2 separate regions of the Homo sapiens genome follow, and region 2 is linked to region 1. Evidence: read pairs that join two places in POLR2A ChIA-PET (ENCODE). Cell type or tissue: MCF 10A. All regions are shown on one strand.

Evidence for each region. Peaks named below come from ENCODE experiments on the same cell type or tissue, not always from the same donor. Only the 100,000 strongest peaks of a DNase experiment are listed, where the experiment ranks them.
Region 2: POLR2A ChIA-PET joins it to region 1 with 6 read pairs; 2 of 35 experiments call an interaction of 5 or more read pairs at or near these places.

The regions. Positions count from the first base shown.
Region 1 is chr5:100,541,129-100,545,128 of GRCh38, reverse strand. The region is part of intron 1 of FAM174A (family with sequence similarity 174 member A); the gene reads right to left. Among named protein-coding and RNA genes, the nearest start is that of FAM174A, 7.8 kb to the right of the region's middle. In MCF 10A, no CTCF peak of the experiment used is centred here; no DNase peak of the experiment used is centred here.
Region 2 is chr5:100,646,136-100,650,135 of GRCh38, reverse strand. No RefSeq gene overlaps it. Among named protein-coding and RNA genes, the nearest start is that of FAM174A, 110 kb to the right of the region's middle. In MCF 10A, no CTCF peak of the experiment used is centred here; a DNase peak (open chromatin) is centred at 2,315.

The DNA of each region.
Region 1 (4,000 bases):
AGAAGAGAAATACTACAATGGGCACTGGAGATCATGACAAAAGAACTCAGGAACTTTGAAGTGTAGGAGTAGAGGTGATACTCAAGATATTTAGCTATTTAACAACTGGCAGGGCATAAGGACCATCTAGTCAGAATAGACGCTTGCTGTAGCAATGGGTCCAGAAACACTGGTAGAGTGTATTGGTAGATACCACCTGAGCATTGCTACCAGTTGATAGTAATGTTCAAATGCTATTGATTTTGTTTTCAGAAAAACTTTGCAATAACTAACCAGAAGCATCTCAATCTAGTTTCTCCATTTTGTCCCACATTCAACCTCTATCAATTACAGAGGAATGCATTTTCTGGTTGTACTCTAATACCCTGAGGACTGCAGTCATGTTAGATATACACTGGTGAATAATCTGCACATTATCTTGGGTAAATACATGCAAATATACACCTGTTAAAAAAACTGACTTCTCTGCACAAGCATATATCATGAGGCTCCAGTATGGAATTGAAATGAGTTAAAATGACTACATTATTGCAGGATTGATGTTAACACCACTCTCACACAGCTACCTCACATTTTTAATCTTCATTTACATGTTTTGATTTCACATACATTATTTCTTTTTTATTCTTTTCCTTTATCTTTCTTTCTCCTCTTTTCCCCCTCTCTCTCCTCTCCTTCTCTCTCTGTCTCTCGATCTCTCTCTCTCTCTCTCTCTCTCTCCAGGATCTCATCTGTTTGAGGATGCAGGAGTACAAATGCAGGGGTACAAATGCAGGGGTATGACCTTGGCCTCAACTGTTTCCGGGATGCAGGGGTACAAATGCAGGGGTACGACCTTGACTTCCTGGACTCCAGTGATTCACTTCAGTTTCTTGAGTAGCTGGGGCCACAGGTCACCACAACTAGCTAATTTTTTCTTTTTTTCATTTTAGTAGGGATGAAGTCTCACTATATTGCCCAGGCTGGTCTCAACCCCTGGATTCAAGCAGTTTGCCTGCCTCAGAATCCCAAAATGCTGGGATTACAGGCATAAGCCACCATGCCCAGCCTGATACATTATTTCTTATTTCCTTTTGATATTAATTCAGAAAACGTGAAAATCTACTATTTTCTAAATAAGGTATAAAAAGCAAACAGTGTAGAAAAGAAGACAGAAACAGAACCACCTATTATAGTCCCCTGGAAATAATGTCATAACACAGGTATTCTCAAAATGGTCTGGAATCACAGAGATTTCCCAGTAGAGTACATGTTCCATTTCATCTTCAAAGACAACCAGGAGTTAAACAAGAGAATAAAGAAAGAATGCAAAGAATTCCATCCTTGAAAAATGTACTTGCATAAAAATATAGTTCACTAGAGACTGGAAGACAAGATAAAATAAAAAATGATGGCCGGTAGTCCCAGCCACTCGGGGAGGCTGAGGCAGGAGAATCGTCTGAATCCATGAGGTGGAGGTTGCAGTGAGCTAAGACTGTGCCACTCCCCTCCAGCCTGGGTGACAGAGGGAGACTCCATGTCAAAAACACCAAAAAATCTGATTAAGGAGCTAATTAAATACTAAAGAGTATGAACATTGATCCCATGAAATGCCATAGAATTGTGCTACCCAATAGAACTTTCTGCAGTGATGGACATATTCTGCATTGTTCTGTCCAATACAGTTGCCACTAACAACATGTGATTATTTAGCCCTCAAAATGTGGCTAGTTGGCGGGTGAAGTGGCTCACACCTGTAATCCCAGCACTTTAGGAGGCCAAGGCAGGCAGATCACTTGAGCTCAAGAGTTCGAGACCAGCTTAGGCAACATGGCAAAACCAAATTTCTATAAAAAATACAATAAATAGCTGGGTGTGGTGGCGTGCGCCTGTAGTCCCACCTACTTGGGAGGCTGAGGTGGGAGGATGGCTTGAGCCCGGGAGGCAGAGGTTGCAGTGAGCTGAGCCAGACCTTGTCTCTAAATAAATAAAAGAAATGCAGCTAGTATATCTAATGGACTGGAATTTTACATTTTATTTTTCATTAACTTTGTTTGAGACAAGGTCTTGCTCTGTCATGAAAGGTGGAGTGCAGTAGTGTGATCATCACACACTGCAGTCTTAATATCCTAGGTTTGAGTGATCCTCCCACTTCAGCCTCCCAAACAGCTGGAACTTACAGGCCTGCACTGCTATACCCAGTATGTGTATATACATATATATTACACACACACATATATATACACACACACATATACCCCCTACACATGTGTGTGAATATTATACACACACACACACACACATATATATATATAAATATAATAAGCAGGATCTCACTATATTGCCCAAGCTGGTCTCAAACTCCTGGACTCAAGAGATCCTCCCACCTTGGCCTCCCAAAGTGCTGGGATTACAAACGTAAGCCACTGTGCCCAGGTAACATAAGTTTTTAAATAGCCACCTGTACCTACTGGCTACCATATTGGACAGTGTAGCAATAAAGGATTATAAGCACACACATAGTATGATAGATTTACATCTCAGAGGGAACACCATCTGTTCAGTGTTGAAGGTAAATTGAAAGAGAGACAGGTGAAGTGGAGAAAAGTTAGAAACAATAGCACAATAATCTAGTGATGTGAACCTAAACTAATGTAAGGTCAATTGAGCTCATAAAGCAGCAATATAGTCAAGAAATATTTAGCAATTGAAATTGGATGACTGTATGTGAATGGTAAGCAAAAGAGAGACATGGGATGACTTAGGTTTCTAGTTTGAGAAACTGTGTAGATGATGGTGTTATTCTCCTTATAAAGAGAGTACAGCAAGATTTGTCCAGGGATAAAAATACTGTTTCAAGCTTAAACTTGAAAACAAGTCTGAATCATCTATCCCGTAAGAAGTTGGCTGGCTATACATGTCTGTAACTCAGAAAGTAATTAACAGCTTAGAGGTGGCCATTAAGGAAATGAATTTTGGATGGATCACCCAGGGAACATGGACAGTGAAAGCAGGGCCCAGAAAACACTGTCAGTTGGGAGGTGAAAGTCATTCTCTTCCACAAAAATTCAATGCATCTCGTTGTATTCTAGGAATCAGATTGGGCCTTTAGGGACCAAAGATGAGTAAGACAGAGGCCCTGCTCTCCAGACATTAGCTTGTAGAAGAGTCCTAATTAGGAAGAAGAGTTCATGGAATAAGAAATTCATGAAGAAGCTAGGCAAGAAATACTCAAGGAGGTAAGAAGAAAATCAGAAGAGATGTCTCAGAAGTCAAAGTAAGAACCAGTGCACTGAGTGCTACAGAAAAGGGGAAAATATCCATGAAACTGAGACAATGTGCTTATTAACCATCTTCTGCATGAGTAATTCTAGAGTGGTAGAATTAGAAGCCAGACTACAAAAAGCATAAGAGAGAATGAAAGGCATGGAAATGGGAACATTTCAATGGAAAATCTCTCTCCTGTCCTATGACAAGAGCTTTATTTAGATTCCCTCCTTAATGTCTTCTTAGGTATCTTCCTTTCCCATATCTTCAATATTTCCTTCTGTACTTGCTCTTTCCCCACTAATGGCATTTAAACAAGACTGGATAGTTCATTCTTAAATGGACCCCTTTCTACAGCTCTCATCCAATACTTCTCCCTGCCTGCACAGTTAAGAGTGAAATGAAATATATCCAAGCAGAAAAGGTCAACTGAAAATAGATTCAGTTACAGGGCAAGTTTGTAAAAGATTTATGCTGATTAGAGATAAATATTTAGTCTTCTACAAAAATATAATAGTTTTTGTTATGTTATGAAGTGGCTTTTCAGATGGCTTTGTCTAACAGGAATGATATTTAAGAGCAGCCTTCTCCAAATAGCTTCAGCTCTTGCTGCCACATTCCCAAAAGTTTAGTTTATTACCACAAAAAGCAGTGGTACTCCTTCACTAGATAAGCTCCTTGAACACAAATATGATGTCTTTATTATCTTTGAAGCCCTAATATTCAGAAGTTTGAGAGATATAACAGTCATTCA
Region 2 (4,000 bases), 110 kb before region 1:
TGGCTCACTGAAACCTCCACCTCCTGGGTTCAAGTGATTCTCCTGCCTCAGCCTCCCAAATAGCTGGGACTACAGACACGTGCCACCACGCCCAGCTAATTTTTGTATTTTTAGTAGAGACGGGGTTTCACCATGTTGGCCAGGATGGTCTCCATCTCCTGTCCTTGTGATCTGCCCGCCTCGGCCTCCCAAAGTGTTGGGATTACAGTCGTGAGCCACCGTGCCCAGCCAATATAGGCTCTTTTTTAGGATGGAGAGAGGGATTCTGGGTGGCAACAAGTTTGCCAGTCATTACAACTTTACCACCATACCACTAGTCAAACCCTTGTAAATTCTGGTTGCAAGTAAAAGTCAAATGAAACCAACATTAAACACGTGGACAAAGAAAAACACCAAGCTTTTTCTGCCTTGAAACTAAAAACTAATCAAGAATCTTGAAGTGATGTGATTCTCAAACTGCAAAGCTCTAAAAAGGAAGCATTCCTTGCTTTACCTCTGAAACTAAGTGACAGAGGAAAGAATGTTAATATAATGAATTCTGAGAAGAGGCAGACAGACAAATTATACACTGAAGCCCATTAAATGTTCTTGCCCTTGAGGAATCTTAATCAATGAGAGATGCTGAGCAGAGTAAAGAAAACTGACAATTCCTTCTTTTTCTGCCATTGCCCTCCCACTAGGTGATGAACTCAGGCTAACTAAGCAGTTTTTGTGCCTCTTTGAGTTTGTCCTAAGCATTTAAATTAGCAGCTTAATTGTCTCTGTATGTGGATGGTGGGGTAAGATGAAGAGAGACTAAAAGAGACAATTGATTGCCTTTATTAATTTTAAGTTGATAACTTAATAATTAACTTATTTGAGTTTTGAAGGATTTTTCAATTTGCCATTGATTTTATTATTGAAGCAACTACAATTCCAATATTCTTTATTTTATGAACATAGGACTAGATTTGCTAAAACAGCCTCTAATTTGCCAACATATTGAGAACTTGAGAACTTTTTTTAATAAATGGAGGACTGTAGGAACATTTTATGTCAATGATGCTGATACGTGCTGAGAAAGTTGATCATTATTTTAATGTACTCATATGTGTTAGAGAAAAGTAAAAATAGAAAAAAATAATTGAATGACCAGATAATAAATACTTTTTTTATTTATTCCATTTTCAAATTTTCATCTTTCCCACAAAATGCCTCAGGGTAACAGTACTAAAATTAACATAAAATTAATCCCCAAAATTAGAGTTGTGATTATATTAGCATAAAATGAGTTTTAAAATACTTTTCCTTCAGTTGTCATCTATATCAGGTAGCCAAATGAAAAATATAGTCATTATGTGCCCCTTTAAGAAAGGTGGGGAATATGAGACTTGACAGTGTCACAGCAAGGAAGACATTTCAGAGCTAAATGTCCTTTATTGAAAACAACTTATATCCAGCTGTCTAATGTTTACATTTGAGGAATCTGAGAAGGCTGTGAAATGGAATTGGGTAAAAATGTCAGCAACCTCAAAGAATCCAAGAGAAGGAAGAAATGAGTCAATTAATAATCTCGTCCATTAATAATCTTTATACTATCCATATTTGTTGAATCAAAATGAAAAAAGTTTTTAAAGTTAATTAATAAGACCTTCAATGAGCAAAAGAAACGCATCAAACTACTGCACCCTGAAAAACATTATCACTGAAAGTGTCATCACACTAAATGTTGATACAGAATTTAAATTTAATAGGTACTTTCTTCTGTTAAAACTTTCAGAAATGTAATTTGTTAGATTTCTTCAAGCCATCTAACTCTAAGCATAATTCTAAAAAGATGTATGTCATCGTCAGATCTTTGCTTGCAGCAACTTTTAGCTTCTGCCTTGGGATCTTAGATATTGATTCTTATAGGATTTATTATAGTTATCCTTAATGGGCTTTAAAAAGAGGAGTCCTATAAGCGTTTGGGACTTTTCGAAGAGCTGACTAAAGAGAAAGAGTGTTTGTGTATTCAGATGAAATGCAAGGGAGTAAGCAAGAGACGCTGTGTTCGCTGAAAGAACAGCCAGTTCTGAGAATTCTGTGAGGTGTGCACAGAGATACTATGTAGCGGGAGTTCAGGTGACTTTGAGAAAAATAATTTCATTGTGAAATCCAGAGGCATTTAAGGAGAAACAGAGGGTACAGGCAGAAAATACTGTGCTTCCTTAGACAATAACTGAATCCAAAGAAATAGCCACGGTCTTGGAGGAAGTTATAACCTACCTAAAAAGGACACATGAAAGGAACTTCCATTTCTAAGAGGAGCTGGGCACAGGGCCAAGAGCAGGGAGTGCCTGACTGACACTGTGTAATTCTTTAACTAGGGCCAACCTGACCTGAGAAACTGGAGTTTTATATCTCCATGTCTCCCCTATATTTACTGAGCTTGTAACCCAAGATTCTGATGCACTTCAGTAATTTGTTCACGGTGTTGGCTGACGGTGTGTGAAATCCAGCAGCAAGAACCATAGGGTAGAGGGATAGTGAATAAACCAAAAGCTTAGAAAGTGATTAGCCCCGGGGGTGGAGGCAGATTTATTTTGAAGCTACTGAGACTTCAGTTTCAGTCTCTCTCTTGGACCAGCCCTTTTGTGTGGGCTGGCCTCAGTGGCTGCAGGCGTTATGAGAATGCAGCTAAGCTACAGACACATTTAATTTGGGATTAGTAAGATGTACATATCTGTGCTTTACAGTTATTTCCATTTATAGGTAAGTTTTTGCTTGTCTCAGTGTCAAAATGGCTTCCAGAATGTACCCACCACTACTGTGCCAATTCCCTTGTGTCCTGAAATGAAGAGGCAGGACTCAACATAAAACTCATAACTCTCACTACAAGGAATATTTGAATACTAATAGATGAATGAGTGTCACCATTACAAACAACATTTAAATTTAGTCACTGCCAAAGAAACTCATAGTATCTGAAATATTACAGTTCATATATAAAAGAAAGTTGATAGAGATTTGTCCAAATTTTCAAATAATTTTCCAAATTTAGGGGAAAAACACATTTACAGTAGTGCAGCTGTAATTTTGAACAGTTTTCTTAAAGGCAAGACTAAATTATCCTTCTATTTTCTCTAAGGAAAATAATATTATAAATTGTGGGCAAATAAACAGGTAATCAAAAAGTGTGTGTGAGAAAACATTTTAAATGGTCCATTTTCAAGGCCTAATAAAGCTAAGTACTGGCAACCAGCCTGTGGACGTGACAAACCGCACGGCTCATGCACCTAGAAGGTCACGATAAGTGAACAGAATGTAGAGGAGGGGTCAACCCATAAAAAGGAAGAAAGTTTCATTATTGGGAAATCAAAACTTAAGTGGGGAAACGGACGGGGGTATAACCTTATAAGGGGGATAATGAAACGCAGGTGACATCCGGGAAGACTGTAACCCCATATTACTCGGCCAATGAGGAACTGGGGGAGGTTCTTGCATGTTAGGAGGTAAATTACCTGCTGTAACTGCCCCAGCTGTGCCTGCCTATCAGACACCCAATCTTGCAAGACTGCTGTTAAAAATCTCGCTTCTGCTGTTCTCTGTGTCTCCGAGTCCATTCTTTGGGTTTGGACAGGCGAATGTGTTTCTCACAGTGTGCAACTAAAATATACATGGTGTTCCTCGAATTTTGGGCTGTTTGGGTTATAGTATATAGAGAGATGCAATCCCCAGATTCGTCTTTCAGAACAGAGGCCTTCATTCTTCTAGTGGCTGGAAGTGGTGGCTGCTTTTTGCTCATAGCTGCAGCACCTTCCAGGAATTGCCCAGCCTGATAGCAGCTGCCTTGATTGAGATTACACCCCATTCTGAGTGCAGCCCACCTCCAAACCAGGTCACTAGTGAGGTACAAAGACCTGACGTTCTTGCCTGCCAGGAGCACAGAGTCGATAGACCATTTCAGTTCTAGAGTTCCCAGGGGAGTGGACCGAGCCTTTGTTGCTTCTGCACTACAGGTCAACCTGGGTCAATTGGT